3 separate regions of the Mus musculus genome follow, and regions 1 and 2 are each linked to region 3. The links are chromatin loops, found by intact Hi-C in ENCODE. Cell type or tissue: heart. All regions are shown on one strand. Each heading gives the region's core, and the rest is flanking DNA. Links, peaks and the distances in the headings are about the cores only.

Evidence for each region. Peaks named below come from ENCODE experiments on the same cell type or tissue, not always from the same donor. Only the 100,000 strongest peaks of a DNase experiment are listed, where the experiment ranks them.
Region 1: a loop joins it to region 3, with 2.2 times the contacts of the local background. A loop is called at or near these places in 5 of 42 quality-filtered maps.
Region 2: a loop joins it to region 3, with 2.5 times the contacts of the local background. A loop is called at or near these places in 4 of 42 quality-filtered maps.

What each region holds. Positions count from the first base shown.
Region 1 is chr8:41,295,423-41,300,422 of GRCm38, reverse strand. The region is part of intron 22 of Pcm1 (pericentriolar material 1); the gene reads right to left. Among named protein-coding and RNA genes, the nearest start is that of Pcm1, 58 kb to the right of the region's middle. In heart, for the core only: no CTCF peak of the experiment used is centred there; no DNase peak of the experiment used is centred there.
Region 2 is chr8:41,234,682-41,245,890 of GRCm38, reverse strand. It overlaps Pcm1 (pericentriolar material 1), which reads right to left and starts at 6,132. Exons shown (of 38, transcript NM_023662.3): 1 at 5,928-6,132. In heart, for the core only: a CTCF peak has its summit at 6,270; DNase peaks (open chromatin) are centred at 5,100, 5,770 and 6,350; H3K4me3 peaks cover 2,827 bases; H3K27ac peaks cover 2,157 bases.
Region 3 is chr8:41,411,646-41,422,854 of GRCm38, reverse strand. Frg1 (FSHD region gene 1) reads left to right here and starts at 5,737. Exons shown (of 9, transcript NM_013522.3): 1 at 5,737-5,955; 2 at 7,982-8,052. The coding sequence starts at 5,894. Gm50494 (a long non-coding RNA gene) reads right to left here and starts at 5,729. Exons shown (of 2, transcript XR_003947538.1): 1 at 5,606-5,729; 2 at 5,120-5,504. In heart, for the core only: a CTCF peak has its summit at 5,612 (motif pointing right); a DNase peak (open chromatin) is centred at 5,704; H3K4me3 peaks cover 1,760 bases; H3K27ac peaks cover 1,237 bases.

The DNA of each region.
Region 1 (5,000 bases), core at 1-5,000, 120 kb after region 3:
AGAGGGGATTCCAAGAATGAGTAATGTTCTTTAACAGAGTGGGGGCTGGGGCTGGTTCAATGATTAAGAACATGTGTGGCTCTTGACTCAAAGCCATCTTTAACTCTCAATTCCAGGGGATCTAATGCCCTTCAAGGGCACCAGCCATGTGGTACACACACAAAACATAAAGGAAAAACACTCAAATGTAAAATAAAATAACCTAAAAATGTTTTCAAAGATGGACTGACCAGAGAAGTGAATAAGCCACAAGGCACTTACCAGAAACTAGAATTTGATCCTAGAACACATAAATGTGAAAGAAAACAACAAACTACATGGAGTTTTCCCCTAACCTACACACACATGCATCTAGCTGGGACTTTTTCCCAATACACACACACACACACACACACACACACACACACACACACACACACACACACACACACACACACACACACCAGAAAGAGAATAATGATAATAATATATGTAATATAGCAATAATAAAAATAATTTTTAGATATTTACAAAGAGGGAGAAAAAACATGAATCAAGAAAAATATCAAGGTCAAGGGCTAGATTTCTTTTGAATTTTTATATCACATTTTAAATTTTATTTATTCCTATGTATGTGTTTAGATATATAAGCATGTGGAGGTCGAAAGACAACTTTGGGAACTCTGTTCTCTCCTCCACAGAGGGGAACTCAGGGATGGAGCTACGATCACTAGGCTTAGTGGCAAACATTTTTATCTGATGAGCTATCTTTCCAATCCAAAGCCTGGTTTTCTAAGTTACAGTACTAATGTGTGACTGATAAGTTATCTCTAGGGCATTTTTGGGTTGGTTTTGGTTTTGGTTTTGTTATTGAGACAGTGTCTCATACTGTGCCCAAGTTGGCCTCAAACTTCCATACCCAGCCTCTAAAATAACTTTAATTATAGGTGTGAGCTACCAGGCCAAGTTTTTTCCAAGGAGGACAACAAAATTAATAAGGATCAATGCTTCATATTATCACTCGACAAGTGAGATAGTACTGTGAAAGCATGAGGCTCTAATTTCTGTCCACAACTCTCCCTTATGTCTGGTTCTGATTTATTCAGCATGACTGAAATAGCTACAAGAAATATTACTACTACTTATGCCTTCACTGATGAAAGCTGCATTAGCCATAGCATTCTAAAGGCCCTGCACGATTCCAAACAGCCACCAAGGGAAGAGCTGGCCCACTGTTTATCAACTTCCTAGAACACAAGAGTTGCTATGTGGCCATTTCTCACTCACTTTCATCTCTCTCTGAGAGACTGTCAAAAAAAAAAAAAAAAAAAAACTCCCTGTCAGCTCCTACCTAAATATGAGAACTCTGTTTCTCTGTCTTCTGTAGGACACCAGTGGATTATAAAATGGCTAGAGATGCAACTGTCTCCTGGTTCCTTTGGTTTCAGTGTTGCTCTTGGTACAATGGACACTGATTCAGTTAGTACAGGTGGGCTATACAACTTTGTATATTTCTAATAAGCTTACAGATATCAATGCTTTTAATCAATGCCTTACATTCTACATATCAACAATTTAGAAGACCAATTTTATTCTGCTGTGAAACAGGACCTTAACAATGGCAGTGAATGTCAGCTGAACATAATGTGAATTATTATTTGGACTGACATTTTTTAAATTAACATGAGGGAAGGCAGTACAAAGATCAGAATAACAATCTTTGCCCCAAAATAGGAAAAAAGCTAGACCATCTATATGACATTAACATGGCCATAATCAACAATACAAATGATAACAAACACCGGTTGCAGATGCTGTTGAAGGGGAACTCTTCTATACTGTCAGTAGACACATCAACTAGTACAGTTACACTGGGAATAATTTAGGAAGTTTCTCAAAAAAGCTAAAAATAGCCTTCTGACTCAGATATATGACTCAACAGACTAGATCCTATTAGATACCTGCATTTCAATGTTCACTGCCACCCTTGCCACAACAGCTAGAAAGCAGAGTCAACCTGTGTATTCGTCAGTAACAAATGGATAAGAAAACTGTAGCATGCAAACACATTGTAATATTACTCAGCAGTAAAGAAAAATGAAATCACGGTTGTAGGCTGAATATAAGAAATTAGAAAAACAACTAGCAGTAACCCTGGTAGAGAAAATAAATACCACATGTCCTCTCTTATATGAGAATTCTAGCTTCAAATCATTTGTTTCATGTGCTTAACTTGGAGCAGAAGGAACAAGGGAGCATTTTTCAGTTGGGGCTGGGAAGGGCTGGTGCTGGGAGTAGAAAGGCTTAAGGTATGAGGGGCAAACGTGTAGGTAAAACTAAGGGGTTGTCGGAAAGGCTAATCCAAAGGAAGGGGATATAGAAAGCCCTACAGAAGTCAACTATCTCAAGATCCATTTACAAAATGTAATGGATAGTAGAATACATGTGTTATGAAAGAAGAGAGAAGTATACGGGAAGGGACTGGGTATAAAGGACTAAGTAAGAATGGAGTGAGGGAAAGTGGAAGAGGGATAGATAGAGAGCGTGAATTAGCCAAAATGAAAGAAACCACGTTAGTAAGCTGCTTTCAAAATCAAATAGAGATGTTTGCATGGTGGACAATGTAGCTCCCAGAGGACATGAATTACTATATGAAAACTGCAATGCAAGTCATGAGACACCTCCCTACAAGTCACTGGCCAAGGAGATTCCAAAGATATACAAAACACCACAAGCTACTATTATTACCCTTGGTTACCCACAGTGTTGGCTGGTTTTATATCACTTTGATACAAGGTAATATCATCTGGAAAAAGGACTCTCAATTGGCCTATAGGCAAGTCTCCTGGGCATTTTCTTGATTAGTATTGATATAGAAGGGACCAGCCAGCCCACTGTGGGTGGGACCACTCCTAGCCCTGTAGTTATGGGTGCTAGAAGGAAGCAGGCTGAGCAAGTCATGGGGAGCAAGCCAATAAGCAGTTTCTCCTCAATGACCTCTGATTCAGTTTCTGACTCCAGGTCCATGCCCTAACTTTCCTTCAGAATGGATTGCAACTAAAAGATGAAATAAACCCTTCTCTCCCCAAGCTGCTTTTGGTCATGAAATTTTTTTCCCAGAAAAAGAAACCTAAGACACCCACCATAACTCCATGGTAAGACTCTATTGATGAAGACACCACACACTATGGCTGTAGTATATAAAAATACAATCTCAAACCAACAGGGGAAACTTCTTTTCTATTGGCTAGCTTTCATACTGCCAGACGGAGCTACACAGGCTACTGAGAGAAAAAAAGACATCAATAATCTTACCCAGTGAAGGATTCTGCATTCCACAGTACAGACCTTCTAGGAAATAAGCCCTCTCATGCAATACTGATGAGATTTGAGCCCTGCTCCAGAGGAGGAAGTTTCATCCCAAGGCTGGGGAGATCTTGGGCCTAGGACTGAACCTTGCTCCTATTATTTTTTGGTCAGAAAGGCTTCTTTGTTCAGTGGACAGCAATTAATGCTGAGAAGAAACTGAATGCTCAGTGCTAAGTAGGACATCTTTATTAATAGTACCCTACCAAGCCCCAAGGTTCAGGTGTATCTCAGAACAGACAGCATCAAGAATGGAAGAGCCAGAGGATGGAGCAAAGTACAGTGAAATATTGTCTTCTACATGTGAACCATCACCGAACTCATAAACCCACAGCAGCCATGGTTACCTGCACAACATCAGCCCAGCCAAACTTCTGGCGTAAATGGGGAGGTGCCCTTAAGGTCTTGCTTCTTAGTTAATAATGAGTGGCATTTGATAGCTTCTGAGGGAGAATCAGTCTCTTTTGAGGATGTTTCTCCACTGGCAACACTTCTTCCTGTGCTCCAGTGGATGACGCCACACCCATGCACATAAGTGAATTATCAAAAAGACCGTCGTTTCTCTCACCGGCCATCTAGAGGCAAGCTAAGTCATCAGCAGCTCACACAAGGTCAGGTTGCCCATGTAAGTTTGGGCAGGTTTCTTGTTTTTCTAAGCCTACTCACACCATTACAGTTTGATTCAGAAATATGAACTGAACAAGTTTGAGCTGTGTTTTTCCACCACTGTACAAAGGACTTCATAATGTTGGACTAAATGACCTAACCTGAGTGGTTGACTCAAGATCACTTACCAATGAAAGAGATCATTTAACAATTTGTACATTTAAAAAAAAAAATTAGACCTTGAAAAAAAAGAAGACATGAAGTTGGGAAGGTGACATGATGGAGAATAAATGGGCAGCTGGAGGGAAATGGGGTTGGGCATGCTATTTCATTGAATAGAACATCAAATTCTCATAAATAAAAATTGTAATTAAAAAAATAAGGCATTTTATAATAATAAAGATTTTTTTCCAAACCAACTAAACCAGGATCTGTTTTTTTATTTGCTCAATAAAAAGGGTCTTGGTAGGTAGTAGCCCAATCTGATCTTGAACTCTCAATCCTCCTGCCTCCGTTGAATCAGAATCTATACTTAGAACAGTATTCCCAGGGAGCCCCATATGAAACATTAAAAAAGCTTAAGGAGTGCTACCCCCAGCACATCAGATTATTCAGCTAAACAAGACTGTTGAGTGTTATAATAAAAATTGCTCACATTTCTTCAGTTATGTATTTGTGGGGACAAAGCACCAGGAAATCAAATAATCATTATGTGATTATTCACAGGGTCTGCCTCAGAAATGAACCATTTTCTACTTGGATGGTTCTCTGGTTTTACCAAATGTAAACATACGATCTTTATTCAGAGTTTAATATAACTGCTTTAAATCTAGTTCTTCAGCAAAGTCTTAAGAAAATTATAGAAGAACCTGTTTCTTAAAACCAGGTACACATAGCAATGCTATAAAGACAACTTAATATAAAACTCAATAAAAGTCAACGAAATACTAATTTATCTATATATAAGCAAGTCTGTTTTTAAAGTAGTTTCCTTTAAGATAATAAAAAACAATGCATTATGAATTAGAAACCCATTAAATGAATCATCA
Region 2 (11,209 bases), core at 3,276-8,275, 180 kb after region 3:
GGCTCTGGTGACATTTTGAAATCAGATCATGAAATCTATGTAACACTGAGACCACTGTCAGTCTCTCATGGAGAGAGTCTCCTGAGGTGCACAGGCCACTCCACTCTAGGAATATACAATTAACAATGGCTGGGAAAAAAGAGACTGTTCTTTGATGGCGTGCCTGCCCATGCTCATGTAAGTAACCCTCTAATTAAATGTGCTACTGCTGAATAGAATCATTTCTGTGGTGTCCCTGCCTTCTTTTAGTAGGGTGAACTAGGTTCCTCAGAAAAACTCATACAACAATATTTAATAACCTAATTGTTGCAGGATATCTGATCACACTATGAACCCCAAGACTGTGTTATCTACTGAAAAACATGTTTTTAGTTGTGGTGTGCATCAGCTTTAGCACAAACCTTTAATACAGGAGCCTTCTGCTTGAATATTGTAAACAGGGTTAAATAAAGTCAACCATAGGTCAAGAAGCGGAGCAAACAATCAGTTGACAGGAAGTATCAAAATTACTACGAAGAAAACATAGAGTAAGAGGGAGTCAGGAGGACAGACAGACAGAACATAGGAAGTAGAAGGGAGGAGCACTCAGTTTGAAGATGAAGTTTTGAGATGGCATCATGAAAGAGGGGACTCGTGCTGGGAAGTGGAAGCTGGCTAAGAAGGAAGGTCAGCTGGCTTTCTCTGCCTCTCTGAGCTAGCAAATTCCACTCCCCAAACCCTCCCACACCTGGCCCCTGAGTCTTCAACTGATAAAAATGATTGGTTGATATTTTGTTAAAAAAAAAAAAACCTAATAGTATATATAAAGTATGTTTAAAGGGTACCCTAATATTGAAGCAAAATTAGCATAAAGCTAGAACCGGTTATGGCAACTTATGTCTGTAATCTTAACACTTGTGGAGACAGGAGGCTACAGCAGGTTCAGTGCCAGTCTGAGCAACATGAGATCCTGACACAAGTAAAAAAGAAATATAGAAAGCTGGAGCTGGAGAGACGGCTCAGTGATTAAGAGCACATGCATCTCAAAGAGGATCTGAGTTCCATTTTCAGCACCTATGTCAAATGGCTCACAACCACCTGTAACTCCAATTCTAGGTAATTTGCCATCATCTAGCCTTTATGGGTACTCATGTGCAACCTACAGAGAGAGAGAGAGAGAGAGAGAGAGAGAGAGAGAGAGAGAGAACTGAAAATAAAACTATAAAGAGGAAAAACTATAAAGCCAAATAACATATGCATATGTCTCAATTCTCAATATATTAACATTCAGTAAATTTCTCAAAGGTACTAGTATCTCCTCCTATAAAACTTTTCTAAGGAGTCCTGGAGAGTCAGCTCAGTTGGCGAAGCACTTGATAAAGGATGAGGCTCTGAATTCAGATTCCCAGCACCCACATAAAATAGCTGTGGTATGAAGCTGCAATCTCAACACTGGGAGAGCACAGGCAAAAGGCTCCCTGGAGCTTGCACCACCAAACAACAACAAAAACAACATTCCCACAGGAGATCTTTGCCATTGTCCTTTCTACTTAAGACTTAAAAAATAAAAACTCAATAAAAGCTGAGCTGGTGGGGTGGCTCTGAGCAGATAAAAGTACTTGCCACCAAGCCTAACAATCTGAGTTTGACTCCTGAACCCATACAATGAAGGAGAGCACTGATTCTACAAGGTGTCCTCTGACCTCTACCTATGTGCCCAAGTACACACACATTCACACATAATAAATAAGTAAATAAATAAATTCAGAGGTTTTTTAAAAATGAGCTATTTTTCTTTCTCTTCACTAATCTTTTGCATTCTTGCCCCAAACCAAGTAATATAAAATGTCCTGTTAGCATCCTTGACTTTCCTAATTGCTCCTTCTATTAACTCTAGAACACCAATTACCTGCTTTCTTTGCTTCTACTCACACCCTTTCAAAGTGATATTGCCTTGGCTTTGACTTTTAACATGACTTTAATCATATAAGTTAGTTTTATACACACACACACACACATAAATGCACTGTCATGGGGTAATACAGCTTGTCTATTTTGCTCAATGGCTCCCAAACATTTGTCAATACACAGTGTATTAAAAGCACTCAAATTTATAAAATGAATGCATTGCCTGTTAGCTTCAAACAAAAATCCCCTAACATGACTGTTGCAGGATGTTTGTTCACACTGTGAACCCCGAGTTTGTGTTATTTACTGGAAAAACCTGTTTCTAGTTGTAGTGTGGCTCAGCCCTTAGCACACACCTTTAATCCCAAACAATGAAGGTAAAGTTAGTTGTAGAAGGAATACACATGCTTGAAAATTACATCTAATTGAGTGGCAAACAAAATTTGTCAGACAAATCAGAGACAGATGTGACAGAATAGGATATGTCCAACTCTCACGGAGAGAGAAAAGAGAGGCTACTTAACAGAGAAAGAGAAAGGAGTTTTACCAGGAGAGTTTAACTGAGACGGGTTCAAGAGAGAACAAGCTAGACAGAGAATGAGAAGGAGCCAGAAGATTAGAACATATTGTTAGAGCTAGTTTGAGGCCAAGCAGGCTTGGAGACCACAATTGATTGCATCAGTAGAATAAAAGTTACTGTTACATGTCACTGTTCCTTTCTGGGTTTTCCACCTCAGCTGACATTTGCTCCTTTACCATGGATGGGGCAAGTCTCACCAAGAAAAGCCCAAGTCTTCCCATGTGAATTAAGTCAGCTACTCTATATTTCATTACTCTTATCCATCTTCCCTAATTTTTCCTTTTAGTAAAATTATTTTATAAGTGTAATTCTTTTTCATCTCACAAAATGCCAGCCACAATGCAATACAATGCAATCATTTGGCATTAAACACTCACATTTGATTTTTTTCTAAGTTCCATTTTGCCTATTGTTTTGTTATAACCTGCCAGCATAAAAAAACAAGAGCAGAACTGTAATTGAGATATAAATCAACTACCGGTCTGTAGTCCTGCATAAGTCTCACTTCTAGTCCTCATAAGGGAGTTTAAATATGTTTGCTTTCACAGAAAGCAAGAATTAAACAACTTTTAAAATAGGATTTCTAGCAGGTCATGGTGGCATACACCTGAACTCACAGTGCTTGGGAAGTGGGCACAAATAAATCAAGGTTTTCCTCAACTACACACTGAACTAGAGGCCAGCCTATATGGGGTATATGAGACCCTGTTTCAAACACAAAAGAGAGACTGAACTCACCCAGGTCCCCCGTCCGTCCGTCCCCCCCCCCCGCACCCACAGTTTGATCACAACCCTCTTTAACAGTCCCAGGGAATCTGACACCCTCATCTGAGTTCTGCTGGAACCAGGCAAAGAAATAGTGCACATACATACATGCAGACAAAACACACAATTAATGTGTGTGTGTGTGTGTATGATTTTTTTTTTTTCAAGACTGTGTCTGGCTCTATAGGACAGGCTAGCCCCAAATTCCTGATCCTACTGTCTCAGCTACCCAACTCCTGGGACTACAGGTATATGTCACTTGCCTGGCTTTTCTTAAAACAGCATGGGAGAAGTAACTTCAGATTCCTTCTGAAGAGAGACGCATGCATGATGCACACATACATACATACACACTAAAGAGCAATTACTTCTAAAATATTTTAAACAAAATCTCTTCTATTCTCATCCTTTAGCCATTATATTTCTTCATTTTTATACAGCATTTCATGCATCCCAGGTCGGGGGTGGGGGGGGACCTTAAACCTCCCGCGTCTATATCCCTAATGAGGGGATTTTTACAAGCATCCACCATCATTTCTGTTTATTTGGTGTTGGAGAGCAAATGCAGAACAATAATACATGCTAGGCAACTACTCGATCAATAAGCTAGCCCTAGCCATTTATCTTCTAGACAGCCTTCATGACTTCTTTTAACTTTAACTGAACTTACATCCCAATATGGCAAGGCTACTAACGTTCGAAGTAATTTCAGATAACTAAATCAATGCCTGTCAGTTGTTGGTATAACAAATTTAAGCAAGCAGAAAAGATCATGAAAGAAAGATAAAGCCAGATAAAGAATGTGGAAGGCCATAACTTGAGAGAAATGGACTTGGAAATTGAAGCTACCCAAATAATTGTCTTATGACAATTCAAACTCAAATGAGTTTAAAAAAAAAAATTAAAGACAAGGGACTCCCAGAAAGTACTACTGTATAAATCATCTTATTTAGCTAGTAGGAGCGGCACAGCTCTCAAAGGATGAAGATACACCAAAATGGCAGGTCAGAAGGCTGCACACCCAAAGTGTGTGCTTACTAAATAGACCCTTCAACCCTGCACCAGCTTTTAGACAGCATAGCCCAGTATAAAGTGTTCCCAACTTTAATACATATGAAACTAACACACTAAGGTGTCAAAAACAAATTTTCCCCATTTCAGAAATACCTTTCTGTTCCACGGTTCAAAGCAACTGTCTGCTTATTAAAATTTTAAAAACCCAGTAAATTCTTACACTTTATACTTAGAAAGAAAGCACTAAATTTATGACCTATCGTTTCAGATAATTAAAAATATGTAATTTATAAATAATTTTAAACTCAATTTACATTAACAAAGACGTTTAGATACCCCAAGTCTCTAAGATCCTTCCAAACGCTTTGGGTGTTAACACTCACTTTGGAATATAATGAAAATAGCCCGCAGCTGCCATCTAAAGACCCTTGAAGAAAATGTACTCTCCTGATTAAGTCATTAAATCCCTGTTACTCAAACTATTCAAGAACTTGTTACTCTCTTATTTTTTAAAAAAGCTTTAGGCATGAGAATTCTTTTTTTTTTTTTAACTACATTTACCGAGGTGTACCTTCAAGTGCGAAATTCGGTATTAACGACGCCAGCCAGTGGCCCTGACCAGGAAGGTGATAGGGAAAAGGCAGAAGCAGGTGCACAAAAAGCTCTTGAACACCGGCTCTAGTAACCAGAGAACACCGAAGGCGGGGTCTGGAAAGCGGTTATGGGGCGGGGGTAGGAGGCGGTAGGGGCACCCAGAAAGCCCGCTTCTTCTAAGCGCCAAAGCACGATCTGTCACCCGTAGTTCCCACACCAATCCTAATACCGCCATGAAAGAAAGGGGAGGAAAAAAACGTTTTGTGTTTTGTTTTGGGTTTGGACCAGGCTAGCGCGAGAGGAAAAGTTGGTTCACGCAGACGCCCCCACAGGGGGGCCGAACACCTAATCCTTAACAGCAGTCTCTGCAAAGCAAGCCAGGCTGCCAGAATCCCACTGGACATCTCGCTTCCCTCCCACCCACCCATCCCCAGTCTCCCCCTCGCCCCCCCACCACCCATTCTAGATGTAAAGAAACTGGATCTTCCCGAAGGGGTGAAGAAGGGGCAGTGGGAGGAGCGCGGAGAAGGATTATTAAATTAACATTTTCTTAGCGAAAAGAACCTACTAGCAGGAGTCAGGAACGCCTCCAGGGGCCTTCCTGCTCCAAGAATAAAAGGGACCGCAGAAAACTCCCGGGCCACAGACTCTCTGCACCCAGGAGGATCCGGGCCGCCCGGGACCCCTCCCAGGATGGAATTCGGCGGGTGGGCTGGGAGGGATGGCGGTCCCCGGGGCCTCGGGCCGCCAAGGCCAGTTTCTTTCGGAACTCATCACCCCGAACTACAAGGCAACCTTCCCCTCCACCCTGGAGGGGGGTGAAATCTCCAGCACCGGGCGAGCGGTCCTCACATGGGACGCCCCAAGATCGTGGAGGCGCCAGCCAGCGTCGTCCCAGACGCTCGCCAGAGCTAGCGTGTCAGTCGGCGCCGAGAGGAGCCGATGACAGCCTGGGGGTGGGGAAGGATCGCGCAGCCATGGGACCTCAGAGTTAAAACGGGCAGGCGTGGCCCCAGGCCGCTTCCAGCGCCGCGCCCGCCTCGAACCACCCTGTGCTCCGGCCCGCGGTGGCCCAGGGCCGCGTTACCTGGAAACGAAGCCGCCCCTCCTGCCAAGGGCCGAGTGGCGGTCGGCCGCCCCTCCAGGAGCCGCCGCCGGCAGCGGTTCTTCCTCCAAGACCGCGGAAGGGAGGCCCACAAATCCCCCTCGACTGCCCAAAGCCCCAATGGCCGCCTTCTCTACATTAGCTAACTAGGCGCCAACCGCCGCAGCCACCGCCATCTTAGGACCTCATTGTGGTGGGAGAAGAGTGGGGGGCGGGGGAACTGCAGAGGGGGGGGGGGGCGCAACGCTCCGCGAGACGAGCGCGGTCTCCTCGGCAACGGCTGCGCGGGGGCGAGAACTCGCCGGGGCTGGAGCCGCAGTGCGAACTCCGGGCGTGCGGTGACCTGAGTCACGTGACGCTCGGGCCTTCCGTGGAGTCACGTACCGCCCCTCTAGTCAGGAAAAGATTTGTGCAGACGAACAACCTGGGAACTACACATCCCAGAATGCCCACTCAACTGGGTAGCCAAAAGAAACGGAACTACAAATCCCAGTGTGCTGTGCGCCTGCCAGATGGCTCCGCTGTGTTTTTTAAGGCTTGAGGCCTGTGGGGTTTATAAGTGCTTTAGCTCACTGCAAGTCTCCGGGCGCTTTCTAATTTTCTGTGGAGGCATGAGCTTCCAGATGGAGACCGGAAGACTGGGAACCCTTGTAGTGCATTCCTACCCACTTTCCTATCACGAAGGATACTGATGAGCCTTTACAATCTAACCCCTAATTTTAGCAAGGATATTAAATCAGTATGTCATGTGTGCTTAGTCGGTGGAAGAATCATAAATAAGATTGTCAGTGGTCATTGCCACTTGGAACGCTGTCCCGCTACTTTGTTGGTAGAAAGAAGTAGTTGTAAACAGAGTTTAATCTTGTGAAATTTTCGCTGAACGGATAGTCTTTGAAATCCTGTTTAATTTATATTCTTGCTAACGGCTGTGTTAAGGTTAATAAATGGATAAATAGTGTCATAAAAACAGCACAAAACAAAACTTTTTTTTTTTAAGTTGCAAGGCTTTCAATATGCCAGGCTCCGAAGTTAAGACTACCTGTCGATTTTAGTTGCATGCATACACATTCTGTTTTTAGACAGCTTCTAAATGTCTAAAATAGGATTTTTTTAAATGTAAAATAATGTAATTGAGAAAGAATAGGTTTCTGTTTTTCCACAATAAATTGCTCCACACAATTACCAACAAATTGTTTACAAAACAAAATACTACAACTCTCTCAGAGCACCACGGTTCCTATCAACTAAACTCTTCCTGCCCAGGGCAATTTACTACTGTGTCCATAGCCTTCTGTATTCGTTTTTATCCTGTTTCTGAGGCAACGTCTCTTGTATCTCAGGCTGGCCTCAAATCTCTGACTTCAGATCCTTCTGCTTGTGGAATGCTGAAGTGTAGCATTCCACCTCAATGTAGCTTGTATACATAAAAACATACGATACCTTAAGGAAATGAATCAGTACACTGCTGGAAATCAAACCCAGGGTTTCATGCATGCTAGGCAAACATTCTGTCAACTGAGCTACACACCCAGCCGGGTAGTGGATATTGAACCTAGGGCTTTTCGACATGACATGCTAGGCAAGTACTCTACTACTGACCTATAATCTTTAGGCCTCTATTTTTCATTTGGATCTGAGTCTCACTAAGTTGCCTACACAGATCTCTCTCTCTCTCTCTCTCTCTCCCTCTCTCTCTCTCTCTCTCTCTCGTGTGTGTGTGTGTGTGTGTGTGACTAAGTTGCTTACACAGAACTCTCTGTGTCTCTCTGTCTGTGTGTGTGTGTGTGTGTGTGTGTGTGTGTGTGTGTGTGTGTCTCTGTGTGTGTGTGTGTGTGTGTGTGTGTTTTAAGAGGATATGATTCTCTTTCATTTTGGGAGAAGTGCAGGGTGAATCTTGGAGAACCTATGAAAAAGAGTTGAGGTATGTGAATATGATCAAAATACGTGACATGAAAATTGCAAAGAATAAAAATACTGCATATTTTTAAATAACTTTCCTCAAGCATCACTGGTCTTTTAGGGAAATATGGGGAGTGGGGGAAGCCTGAGATGCTGTAAAATTATCCTGACTTCCAAAAATGTAGCTTGTATATATAAAGACATACAATACCTTAGGAAATGAATCAGTTTGGTATTAATAATACCTGATTATGACAAAATAAATGATATGGGCAGAAAGCACTTTAGTAGTTGGGACAGGGGGAGTAGGGCTATATTATCTCAAAAATAATAGTAGCTCTAGGACTTCTATGGAAGATGAAATATGGTACAGCCATCTGTAAAAATGTGGGAAACAAAGAGGTTGGGTATTAAAATACATATGGGAACTGATTTTCAATATTTGGCATTTAGGAGACATATTGAACATATTTGTTGAAATACTCAGGAGTATGAATGGCAGGCTGATTGGAAGGAGATGGGTTATGCCAGGAATACATAGTACATTCCGAATTAGCACTGGCCAGCACAGAAACCAGGCTGGTGGAAGTAGAGATTCATGTGGGGTGAGGCACAGAGGAGGCTGAACAAGGTAAGACTGAGCAACAGGTTGGGTCCAAAGTATAGAAAGTCTTATTACCAATCTGAACAGATTGGACTTTGTTCTCCAGGGAATGTGTGAAAAACTTACGGGTTCTTGAGAAAGTCGGTTGGATGGTGTTTTGCTACCTCTTTTCTACCACCTCTTGTGGGTGGTGGGCTACAAGAACAGTTAAAGAATTTAAGAACCATCATTAAAAATAGGATTAAATTAAAGCTACACAAAGAGACTTTAGGAGAAGTATTGTTGTTTGGTTGGGTTTTTTGGCAGTTCTGGAGAGAAAACTAGTGCATTCCACATCCTAGGCCTGTGCAATGCGACGATGTGCAAGTCCCCAGCTCTTATTTTTCTTATTTTTTTTTTTTTACTTTATATTTTTTCTTTTTTTTATTACGTATTTTCCTCAATTACATTTCCAATGCTATCCCAAAAGTCCCCCACACACCCCCCCCACTCCCTTACCCACCCATTCCCATTTTTTGGCCCTGGGGTTCCCCTGTACTGGGGCATATAAAGTTTGCCTGACCAATGGGCCTCTCTTTCCAGCGATGGCCGACTAGGCCATCTTTTGATACATATGCAGCTAGAGTCAAGAGCTCTGGGGTACTGGTTAGTTCATAATATTGTTCCACCGATAGGGTTGCAGATCCCTTTAGCTCCTTGGATACTTTCTCTAGCTCCTCCATTGGGGGCCCTGTGATCCATCCAATAGCTGACTGTGAGCATCCACTTCTGTGTTTGCTAGGCTCCGGCCTAGTCTCACAAGAGACAGCTATATCATGGTCCTTGCAACAAAGGCTTGCTAGTGTATGAAATGGTGTCATCGTTTGGAGCTCTTATTTTTCTTTCCCTTTCCCATTCTTTCTTCTTTGTCAGGCTGGCCTCAAACTTACAATCGTCCTGTCCCTACCCTTTGTGTGTCAGGGGATTATGGGCATTGTCTTCTAGACTGAACATGAAATAGTTGAGAGTTTAACCTGGTGACCATGTTTAGCACAAACCAGGCAGAGGAGAAAAGGGAGTAATGGCAAGAAAAGGTGGTACCTAGTTTGGCGTTAGGGAGTAACTAAATGTATACAATTCAGTTTACTCGGGTTTCCATTAACATTAATCACAAGTTAGTCATCATGATGGGTAAAATACTACTTGTTAGGCTCCTGGCAGCAAGCATAACACAGTATTATTAATACTGCTAGGGATAGGTGCTTGCCCATGGGATGGGTCTCAAGTTGGGCCAGTTTTGGTTGGCCACTCCCTCAGTCTCTGCTCCCTCCCCCGTGCCTACATTACTTGTAGACAGGATAAATACTGGGTTCAAAGTTTTGTGGGTGGGTTGGAGTCTCTATCACTCCACTGGGGTTCCTGCCTGGCTACAGGAGGTAGCCTATTCAGGGTTCATATCCCCAATGTTGTGAGTCACAGCTAAGGTCACCTCCATCGATTCTTGGGCCGTTCCTTATCCCAGGTCTCTGTCTCTTCCTGGAAATTCCCCCCACCTCCTCACCCCAGTTGCAGATTTCCATTCGCTCTTATGACCATATGGCCATCTCTCCTGTTCCTCCCCACACCTGATTCTAAGTATCCCCTATTCCCTTCCCCCATTGTAGGAGGGTGGTGACCAGAAGGGGGCAGTAAGCAAGATGTAAAGTGAATAAGTAAAAAATAGAATTAAATTAAAAAAAAAAAAAAACTACTTGTTTCTGTTTCTTGATATGTAGTTGGGCACTGGTTATGTGGTACTTACAATATAACATTTTGTGTTTATATTGTTTGTATTTTAAAATATCTTTTGCATGTTTACTAATAACAGATTATATCTATAACTGAAAATTTGTACTTCTGTACATATTCTCAATTCCTTGTAAATTGCATTTATTTTGGTGCTCCTTAATTTATTTTTGGTTTTGTCTGAAAAGAAACAACAATTTTCTGCAATAGCAAGATTAACCTGCAGATGGTGATAGAATGTAAGGGAAATAGCTTCAGAATCCAATAGCCCATTACAATGGAAGCTTATTGTCATATTACTTGATTTTTTTTTTTTGGTACAGCACAAAAAAAATATATAAAATATATGTGGTAAGCTAAAATAATAAAATCCCTTAAGGATTCATTAAATAACCCAAATCATTGATTTGCTGTGTTTATGAACTCCCCATTCTTTACTACAAAATCACTTCTCTTTTCTTTTTCTTTTTTTTTTAACACTTTATTTATATGAGCACACTATAGCTGTTTTCCAGACACACCAGAAGAGGGCATCAGATCCCTTTACAGATGACTGAACTCAGGACCTTTGGAAGAACAGACAGTGCTCTTAACCACTGAGCCATCTCTCCAGCCCTCACTTCTCTTTTCAATCATAAATACTATCCTGAATTGGCTATTATCATTTTCACTGTTCATATATAATTTTGCATGTTCGTGAACAAATATTATTTTATTCTTTATTTTCAAATTTGATAAAAATTGGTATCACAGTGAATGTATTCTTTTCTGACTTGCTTTGTTCATTAGCCATTATCTTTCTGAGATATATCCATGTTGATATATGTGCATGCAAAGGCTCAGTAGAATGTAAAAGTAATTTTGAAATATACTTTGAAGCTATAGATAACTCATTTTAAATTAGCTTAGTGGATAACTTGATGAAAGAAGATATTGGTCATGCCAAGTAAGATGCTTACTGAAGACCTCTGAACTACTTCTTATGCTATTGTTCCTT
Region 3 (11,209 bases), core at 3,700-8,699:
GCAAAAATCCTCAATAAAATTCTCGCTAACCGAATCCAAGATCACATTAAAGCAATCATCCATCCTGACCAAGTAGGTTTTATTCCAGGAATGCAGGGATGGTTTAATATACGAAAATCCATCAATGTAATCCACTATATAAACAAACTCAAAGACAAAAACCACATGATCATCTCGTTGGATGCAGAAAAAGCATTTGACAAGATCCAACACCCATTCATGATAAAAGTTCTGGAAAGATCAGGAATTCAAGGCCCATACCTAAACATGATAAAAGCAATCTACAGCAAACCAGTAGCCAACATCAAAGTAAATGGAGAGAAGCTGGAAGCAATCCCACTAAAATCAGGGACTAGACAAGGCTGCCCACTTTCTCCCTACCTTTTCAACATAGTACTTGAAGTATTAGCCAGAGCAATTCGACAACAAAAGGAGATCAAGGGGATACAAATTGGAAAGGAGGAAGTCAAAATATCACTTTTTGCAGATGATATGATAGTATATATAAGTGACCCTAAAAATTCCACCAGAGAACTCCTAAACCTGATAAACAGCTTCGGTGAAGTAGCTGGATATAAAATTAACTCAAACAAGTCAATGGCCTTTCTCTACACAAAGAATAAACAGGCTGAGAAAGAAATTAGGGAAACAACACCCTTCTCAATAGTCACAAATAATATAAAATATCTCGGCGTGACTCTAACTAAGGAAGTGAAAGATCTGTATGATAAAAATTTCAAGTCTCTGAAGAAAGAAATTAAAGAAGATCTCAGAAGATGGAAAGATCTCCCATGCTCATGGATTGGCAGGATCAATATTGTAAAAATGGCTATCTTGCCAAAAGCAATCTACAGATTCAATGCAATCCCCATCAAAATTCCAACTCAATTCTTCAATGAATTAGAAGGAGCAATTTGCAAATTCATCTGGAATAACAAAAAACCTAGGATAGCAAAAACTCTTCTCAAGGATAAAAGAACCTCTGGTGGAATCACCATGCCGGACCTAAAGCTTTACTACAGAGCAATTGTGGTAAAAACTGCATGGTACTGGTATAGAGACAGACAAGTAGACCAATGGAATAGAATTGAAGACCCAGAAATGAACCCACACACCTATGGTCACTTGATCTTCGACAAGGGAGCTAAAACCATCCAGTGGAAGAAAGATAGCATTTTCAACAAATGGTGCTGGCACAACTGGTTGTTATCATGTAGAAGAATGCGAATCGATCCATACTTATCTCCTTGTACTAAGGTCAAATCTAAATGGATCAAAGAACTTCACATAAAACCAGAGACACTGAAACTTATAGAGGAGAAAGTGGGGAAAAGCCTTGAAGATATGGGCACAGGGGAAAAATTCCTGAACAGAACAGCAATGGCTTGTTCTGTAAGATCGAGAATTGACAAATGGGACCTAATGAAACTCCAAAGTTTCTGCAAGGCAAAAGACACCGTCAATAAGACAAAGAGACCACCAACAGATTGGGAAAGGATCTTTACCTATCCTAAATCAGATAGGGGACTAATATCCAACATATATAAAGAACTCAAGAAGGTGGACTTCAGAAAATCAAACAACCCCATTAAAAAATGGGGCTCAGAACTGAACAAAGAATTCTCCCCTGAGGAATACCGAATGGCAGAGAAGCACCTGAAAAAAATGTTCAACATCCTTAATCATCAGGGAAATGCAAATCAAAACAACCCTAAGATTCCACCTCACACCAGTCAGAATGTCTAAGATCAAAAATTCAGGTGACAGCAGATGCTGGCGAGGATGTGGAGAAAGAGGAACACTCCTCCATTGTTGGTGGGAGTGCAGGCTTGTACAACCACTCTGGAAATCCGTCTGGCGGTTCCTCAGAAAATTGGACATAGTACTACCGGAGGATCCAGCAATACCTCTCCTGGGCATATATCCAGAAGATGCCCCAACTGGTAAGAAGGACACATGCTCCACTATGTTCATAGCAGCATTATTTATAATAGCCAGAAGCTGGAAAGAACCCAGATGCCCCTCAACAGAGGAATGGATACAGAAAATATGGTACATCTACACAATGGAGTACTACTCAGCTATTAAAAAGAATGAATTTATGAAATTCCTAGCCAAATGGATGGACCTGGAGGGCATCATCCTGAGTGAGGTAACACATTCACAAAGGAATTCACACAATATGTACTCACTGATAAGTGGATATTAGCCCAAAACCTAGGATACCCAAGATATAAGATACAATTTCCTAAACACATGAAACTCAAGAAAAATGAAGACTGAAGTGTGGACACTATGCCCCTCCTTAGAAGTGGGAACAAAACACCCTTGGAAGGAGTTACAGAGACAAAGTTTGGAGCTGAGATTAAAGGGTGGACCATGTAGAGACTGCCCTATCCAGGGATCCACCCCATAATCAGCATCCAAACGCTGACACCATTGCATACACTAGCAAGATTTTATCGAAAGGACCCAGATGTAGCTGTCTCTTGTGAGACTATGCCGGGCCCTAGCAAACACAGAAGTGGATGCCCACAGTCAGCTAATGGATGGATCACAGGGCTCCCAATGGAGGAGCAAGAGAAAGTACCCAAGGAGCTAAAGGGATCTGCAACCCTATAGGTGGATCAACATTATGAACTAATCAGTACCCCGGAGCTCTTGACTCTAGCTGCATATGTATCAAAAGATGGCCTAGTCGGCCATCACTGGAAAGAGAGGCCCATTGGACACACAAACTTTATATGCCCCAGAACAGGGGAACGCCAGGGCCAAAAAGGGGGAGTGGGCGGGTAGGGGAGTGGGGGTGGGTGGGTATGGGGGACTTTTGGTATAGCATTGGAAATGTAAATGAGCTAAATACCTAATAAAAAATGGAAAGAAAAAAAAAAAAAGAAAAAGAGGCCATAAATTTGAAAGAGAGTAAGAGGGGAGTATAAACATGGAGGCTTTGGAGGGAGAAAAGAAAGGGGGAAATGATGTAATTATTTTATAATCTCCAAAATAAAAATAAAATGTAGGGGGCTGAAAAAAAAAAAAAAAAAAAAAAAAAAAGAATGAACTTAAACAGAAGCTCAAGGACAATTCTATTAGTGTTCAAAAGAAAAACTCCAGAGCAAGAAGCATGACAGTTCTTCATAAATAGTAACATTAGGGGAATAGAGAAAACCATTGTTTGTGAGAAGCCGGTGTGGTGGAAGTGGGGGCGGTTTTAGAGAAAGAAAAAAGAAAAGAAAAGGAAAAGGAAAAATCCCAGAGTGACTGAGGAAGCTTGCTCAGGATGAGCTGAAAGAGATGGGGAAAAGGAAAAGTTACAGGAAAGGAAAGGCATTATCTCACTACAGGGATAATTATTTCTCTGGTCTCTTTACCCAAGGCTTAAGGTAAATTAGCCTTTGCTTTTTGGGGAATGGTCTCTGCCTGGTGAATGATAAGCCCAGATTTATTAACTCATAATCTTGGTTAGCTAGAATGTTAGGTCTCACTGGGCAATGGTGGGGGTGGGCACACACCTTTAATCTCAGCAGAGGCAGTCAGATCTCTTTAAGATTTGAGGCCAGCCTGGTCTACAGAGCAAGCTCCAAAACAGCCAAGGACACCCAGACATCCCCTGTTTCAAAGTGGGGGGAAGATTTTAGGTCTCTACCTAAGAACAGAGATTCTGGGGGCTGGAGAGATGGCTCAGCGCTTAAGAGCGCTGAGTGCTCTTCTGAAGGTCCTGAGTTCAAATCCCAGCAACCATATGGTGGCTCACAACCATCCACAACGAGATCTGGCACCCTCTTCTGGGGTGTCTGAAGACAGCTTACATATTAATAAGTAAATAAATCTTTAAAAAAAGAGAGAGAAATTTTATCTTATTTTCCAAAGGAAAGTGTCTCTTCCTTAATGGACTTCTATAGAGCTCTGATCAAGACTACTGTGGCATTGCCTCTCTTAAGCCATAACCCCAGCATCATTTATGGGATGGGCTAAACCTGAGGATGAGACAAGACCTATTTCACCAAGAAAAGCCAAAGATCCAGTTCCAGAAAAGATTAGTGCCTTGAGCTTTGGTCGCGCTCTCAGGTCATCTCCAGGTAAGGATGCTCTTTCAGAAGTTAGAAGACACCCAGCTCCCTTCTGGTGTTCTTGGGAAAAGCGTGGTCATTCCTGCTTGTGCAGTTTTCCAGGGCCTTACCCTAAACTGCATGCTCTGTTCCTATCACAAAGCCAGGTCCCCAGCACCAGAAAAGACAAGACAAAGATAAAGAGAGTTAAATCAGATACTTTTAAGCAATAATCATTGGCTGAGTTACAAATAACAGACCCTGTATTTATTTGCTGGATAGGGAGAAGTACTTGCAAAAGTGTTTCCTGTATGAGGTTGTGGGCAGTTTCTGTGCAAGGTTGGAGTTCAGGCAGTATCTTTGTGATAGTTTTGTCAAAAATATCTTCTATTTGCTAGATGTAATCGCCATCTCAGAGGCTTGCTGCTGAATAAACTCACCCTTTCCACTCCTTTCTAAATTCTGGCTGGCTGATTCAGCTAATCTATTCTGGCTTCAACTCCTCTCCAAGCTGACTGATTTTCATCTGGCTTCTCTCCGTGTCTCCTGAGTTGCTCTGCTTGCCCTCAAACTAACTCTGGTAATCTATTCTAATCTTCTGGCTTCTCATTCTCTGGCTTTAACTGCCTCTGCTGACCTTCACTGAACTGCAGGAGCTCATGAAGGAACTCACTCAACTCCACTGTACTGTACTCGCCACTCTGACTCCCCACTGACTGACAAGCGCTAAAGACTGAACTTGCCCCTGACCTGAATAGCTTCTCTCTCTTGTGCCACTCAGATGAGCGTTGAGCATATTCTGTCAAATCTCCCTCTGATTCACCACTTTGTTTGCCCCTCAATTAGACATCGTTGTTTAGGATTAAAGGTGTGTACTAAGTGTGTGTCTGGATTCCAGCCAGATCACACAGACCTAGAATATCTTTGCACGTCATCCCTTGCCAGAGCTGCCATCAATCATTCCTTCAAAAGTGTTTTATATTTGTCAAGTGTTGACAAAGCCATTCCATTTTTTGATTCTAACAGCATTCATGTTTCTTTCACAAAAACCAAAGATCACACAGAAGCTGTATCAGCGGTGCATTGTTTGTAATGGAAGGGAGTTATAACATTGCGGGGAAGATTGGAGGAGGCAAAAGGAATACGCACTTGGCTGGATCAAGACTACAGGGAAAGACAGTATTCGGTGTGGAGACCAAAGTCTCTTCAGCACTTGCGATAGAAACCAGTAGTTAGCAACTATACATTGTATCATTCCTCAATTGTTTCTTGTGTGTTACTCATACACAATACACGAGTAAAACATGTACAACACAACTAACAACTCTGGAGCCAGAGTCGTTGATAAAGTTGCCCGAAGCCAAGGCTGTGACCCACGCCTCCACAGAACACACATCTCGGTTTCTCTGTGCAGGCCCAGTCTGGCGGGTTGCCGGGTACTTGGTGCGATGTCCGCTGCAAAGAGAGTGGGCAGATAGATTTGATCCTTTCAACATCTGGCTCATCCAATCCAGGTATGGTCTTTACAACCTCGGCAGCAGGAAACTGTTGGATACCTTCGCTTCCACCAGGGGGCGTCTCTATAAGTTTTGCCTGGTTTGGGGGGGAAAAAAAACCGCGAACATCCGGGACTTCGCCGCAGGAACGCTGACGTGATTGGACCCTCCACGGCCGCCGTAGTGCATCGGAAGCAGTAAACAGGAAGCCGGAGAATCGTAGCCTTGGGTTGAAGAAGACCGAGAGTTCCTCGGGGACTCGCTCAGCTCCGGCCGTTAGAGCCACTTCCTCCTCCTCCCAGTCCTACGGAAGCTCTGCCAGAGGCTGCCACTTCAGCGAGCCGGGCCATGGCCGAATATTCCTATGTAAAGTCCACCAAACTCGTGCTCAAGGGCACTAAAGCCAAGAGGTGAGGCGGCGCTCGGGAGGGAGGCGCGGTTCTCAGTGCATCCATCCCCGGGGCTCAAGGGACGGGGTAGCCAAGCCACCCAGGACACTCAGACCTGCGTGGACAGCCTCCCCGACACTTCTTAGCTGACGCTGCGTGGCCGGGGATCCCCCGAAACGGAGAGACCAGGAGTCCTACTTTTGCCCCCCCCCCCAGGCCTCCCCCTGCCTGCCTTGATAACTTGCTTTAAGGAAAGTTTTTTTTTCCACCGGTCTTTCCTGCAAATGGAAAAAGCAAGCGGACAAACAAAAACGCCCTGATTCTCTGCAGTGTAATATGTAGGGGGCAGGCAAAGCTGCATCATAGTGTGAGTCGGGACCTTGAATTCGCACCGGTGATGGGTTGATGGTTCGTTTGCTGATTTATTAGACGCTGGTTCTTGTTCCTCGAGACTATAAAAAAGAGTTATGAGAACTGAATGAGACAGCCAACTCAGAATATAACAGCCAAGTGGAGGCATGTGGGTGTGATTTATAGTTAGCCCTATAGAGAAAGATATCTTGCCCGATCCTATTTCCGTCCTCTTGAAGGATCTAGCCAAAGTTGAACACTTTATTTCCTGTATCACCGCTGAAGCAGTTTCAACAGGTACTTGTCAGCGAGCTTCGTGCTGAATGAGCTCGGAGCTTTATCCTGACCGAATCTGAAACTGTTTAAAATTTAGAATTTGCTTCTGAAGATGTTGTCGATAAAATACAAAGAAGTTAAGACAGCAGTTATTAAAACCTATGTAGTGCTTTCCATGTTTCCATGATTGGTTCTTTGTTTTTTTGAGACAAGGTTTCTCTGTGTAGTCCTGGAACTTAACTCTGTAGACTAGGATAGCCATGAACTCAGACACTCACCTGCCTCACCTCCCCCACCCCACCAACCCCCAAGTGCTGGGATTAAAGGCTTGGGCTGCAACCACAGCAAGGCTCAGAATTTGTTGTAAGCACTCTGAATAATCACTTTTCCCCTAAGATCTCTCCTCGTGTTTCCATTTATGGAGCTGTAATTCATAAGCCATAAACTCCTTTTAAAGTGTACAGCTAGTGGGGTTTAGTATATTTACGAGTTCACCACTATTTAGTCAGTAAGCATTTTGCCACTCCAAAGGAGACTGTTTAACCAACCATTAAATAGTCACACCCTTCTGCCCGCCCTTCCAGCTTCTGTCGACTGCTTTCCAGCTATAAGGATTTACTTGTTATGAATATGTTATGCCTGTGGAATTAAATAGTACATAGCCTTCTATGTTTGGCTTCTTTCACTTAGGTTGCTGTTGAGACAGGATCTCCGTACGTAGCTCTGGTTGGCCTGGAACTCACAGAGATCCACCCGTGTGCTGGGGGCTGCTGCTGTGTGCTATACCTGGAACTCACAGAGATCCACCCGTTTGCTGGGGGCTGCTGCTGTGTGCTATACCTAGCTTCTTGCTCTTCGTTTTGAAGAGCAATCCATCCTGTGGGCTGTGTGTTTGTTCTGTTCTGTGACTGAATGATACTATTTTTATTATGTTCTTTCTTCATTTGATGAGTGTTTTCTGCTAATGACAATGATGCTATCAGTTTTCTGGTTTTTGTGGACATACTTTTTTCATTTCTCTTGGATATCTGCGCGCACACACACACACACACACATGTGTGTGTGTGTAGAATTACCTAGGGTGTTATTTTTGATAACTCAGTGTTTAGCTTTTTGAGAAATGCTTTACAACAAGGCTGTCTTTAGTTAAGGGTTCTATTACTCTGATAAAACAACTTGACCAAAGACATGGGGTAGGGAGAGGGGTTATTTCAGCTTACTTCTGCTTTGCAGTCTGTCGTCTGGGAAATGAGGGCAGAAGCAGCTTCTCGGTGTTTTAAACCAAACATCTGTAAATTGTAAAAGATCGTTTATCCGTAGGTCACTCATAGAGCTGGAATGACTCCTGAGTTCTCACCTTGTAGTTCTTAACACATAACAGTATGTCCAAGTCCATGCATACATCTTTTTTCCCCTTTAGTAAAAAGAAAAAGAGCAAAGATAAGAAGAGAAAACGGGAAGAAGACGAGGAGACCCAACTTGATATTGTGGGTAAGCCACCTCAGTTCTTTTTATTTTTTAATTTTTTTCTCTCTAGAACCTCTTTTATTAGGGCACTAATCCCATTTTGAGAGCTTGACCATCACAAACGAATCTCCTCTCAGTGTTGTGACCGCTGCCGAGCTCCAGAGCATTGGTGACAAGGTTTCAGCATGTAAAATTTGGAGATGATACGAACATCCAGACTATGGCATGACTGAGATTTGAGGTTCCTATAATTCTCACTTGCCTTACAATATTCTTAGAATTTATCCAAACGTTAACAAAGTCTAGAAATCCATCCTAGCTCGAAGCTGCACTGTCGTTTATTGTATGAAATGTTAGCATCTCTTATTGTTCCACTTGAAGTGTTTTCTGAGTCAGAACTGATGGTCTGCTTGTCAGGTCACCAGATAAGACTTTTCTTCCTCACCGTAGGAACCCCACAGTGGGCCAGAGACTCCATTGAGACTGATCCCCAACTTTAAAGGCCTGTCAGACAAAAGTACTGTCATCTGCACATCATTTTCTTTGGAAGCACATAAACTGTGGTGACGAGTCTGCAATTTCTTTGTTTCCAAAGGAAGTATAATGTAGCAAATTAATTATCACATACCCTGAAATGAATGAGAATCCTAAACACAACAGAACATCAAGGCCCCTATAAGTGGTTCTAGAAGCACTTGCAAATCCATAGCCAATACCTTCTGTTTTCCTGCCCTATGTGTACCTATACTTTCAGTCAAATTTCTTGTTTATTAAAACTGGGCAAGCTAAATTTTGAAACTTTGGCCAAATAAAACCACAGGTAATAGTATGTGTGGCCGTGGCCAGGCCTGGCAGCCCGATGTGGGTCCCAGGGATAGAAGGAGAGAAGTGGCTTGCACAAGTTGTCCTCTGTCTGACTTGTACACACACTGACAGACAAACACATGGACGCAAATAAATGTAATAAGAAATTTTTAAAAAGTAGGCAATGGTGTAAAGTTACGATGTAGGAAACCTCACATCACTTGAAAAAAAGCCGTTCTAAAATAATAGAATTCTGTAATTGGGGTCAGGATCAGGGGTAGGTATGTGTCTGCTGACCTGCTGTTTCTTACCATAGGTGAGTAATTAATGGTATTAGAATGTGCCAAATTGTTCTAAATGGTGTTGCTGTTTTAATGTCCTACCAGGGATAGAAAAATGTTGTCTGCTGCAGGTCCTGGGAAGTAAGCAGCCTTTCTCTCACACCGCTGCCTTTGGTTTTCTTTACACTGCTTGTCTGCTGAGCTGGTCTCTAGTTTTCCTCCGACTTGTTAACTGTTTTCTCTCATAGTTGCTGCCTTTTAGGTCTTTATTTAGCTTACCCTTATCTCAACATCTTGAAAGACTTCTGCTCTTCCTTTTGGACACATTCAAGTTTAGAGTTTTCTTCTTTGCTAACTTTATCACCCACTTCAGGGTGATTGTGTAGTGTGAGGTAGGTCTCAGAGATTGGGTTTTGCTTCTGTTTTTCCCCAGCCTCCTTTTGAATTGTTGTCTTTTGCTATGAAATGGCTACTTAAAAATTAGCTGGGTTTCTGTATGTCGGTCTCCTTCCTGACTCTTGTTCCACTTATCTGTTTTCTGTCAGTGTTTGTCTTTATTACTTCATTGCTTTATTCATCCCATAAGGTTTCCAGGTCCAGGAATTGAGTTCACCTCCTTCGTGTTTCTTTAATTAAAATTTGCTATTTATTCTGAGTGTTTATGTCCAGTTAAACTTCAGAGTAAACTTACCATTTCATTTAATAAAGTCCGTCAGGCTATCTAAGAGAGTTGTATTGCTTTTAGACTATTTGAGACATTCAGTATTTCAATTGTATAGAGCTTATATTTCTGTATTGGCTTTGCTCTTTGGGGTGTTAAGCTCCCTCACTATCATTGCTGCTTTGTTTATATGAACATCTCCAGTCATGTTTTCTTTGACTGTAGTTTAATTCTTCCTTTCTTGTGTCTTCTATTGCTTTACTGTTTTTCTTTTACCAGCCAGGACATTGGAAATACTGGGCAGATATGGTGAGAAGAGCCACAGCAGTTACTTGTAGTCCTCATCGTAAAGCCCCCCATACAGAGTGACTTAGGCATAGGATCTTTATAGGCATACTCCCAAAATAAGAGTTAGAGTTGAAGATTTTAAAAACAATTCTTAGTTGTAGAATTAGTCAAAGAGCAACAAAGATTTGAACATTTACTGGCTAGTTTTGTGCCAGCTTGACACAGCTGGAGTTATCACAGAGAAAGGAGTTTCAGTTGGGGAAATGCCTCCACAAGATCCAGCTGTAAGGCATTTTCTCAATTAGTGATCAAGGGGAAGGTCCCCTTGTGGGCAGTGCCATCTCTGGGCTGGTAGTCTTAGTTCTATAAGAGAGCAGGCTGAGCAAGCCAGGGGAAGCAAGCCAGTAAGGAACATCCTTCCATGGCCTCTGCATCAGCTCCTGCTTCCTGACCTGCTTGAGTTCCAGTCCTGACTTCCTTGGTGATGAACAGCAGTATGGAAGTGTAAGCCGAATAAACCCTTTCCTCCCCAACTTGCTTCTTGGTCATTATGTTTCTGCAAGAATAGAAACCCTGACTAAGACAAACATGTACCCCACTTGCCAACTGTTGTGACATACAGAAAACACATAACTGACAACTGCAGAATACATTTTTTAACCATACGTAGAAATGCACCAAGAAAATACTGCCATATTGTAAATGAGACTGCACAACAAAACCTTTCGAAGGTCTAAAAATAAACAACTTCATGATCCTTTATTTGTTTGGGGTGGCTCTCAGATTCAGCCTTCGTGCCTGCAGCACTAGACTGCTTTAAGCTGTTTTTTAAGTGAGATGGTGGGTTGGGGGTCCCACCACCACCAAAACAAGACAAAACTGACTGACTTAGTGATGGGCAGCTTCAGTGAGTCCTGCTTATAGTCTGCTGCTTTTTGACAGCTTAGCCCATGGAGTGATCCTGCAACCAAGAACTATGTAAGCATGTGTCTGGCCTTTGAATGGAGGCTACTTGAATTCCCAAGAAGAAAACACTTTTTCTTCTTGGGCTAACTTTTTAGGCAGTGAAGAATTCTAAAACTGATGTATTGTTTTCTCTACTTTGGCAGAGACTGAAAATTAGACATTGCTACTAGAAAGCATGTGG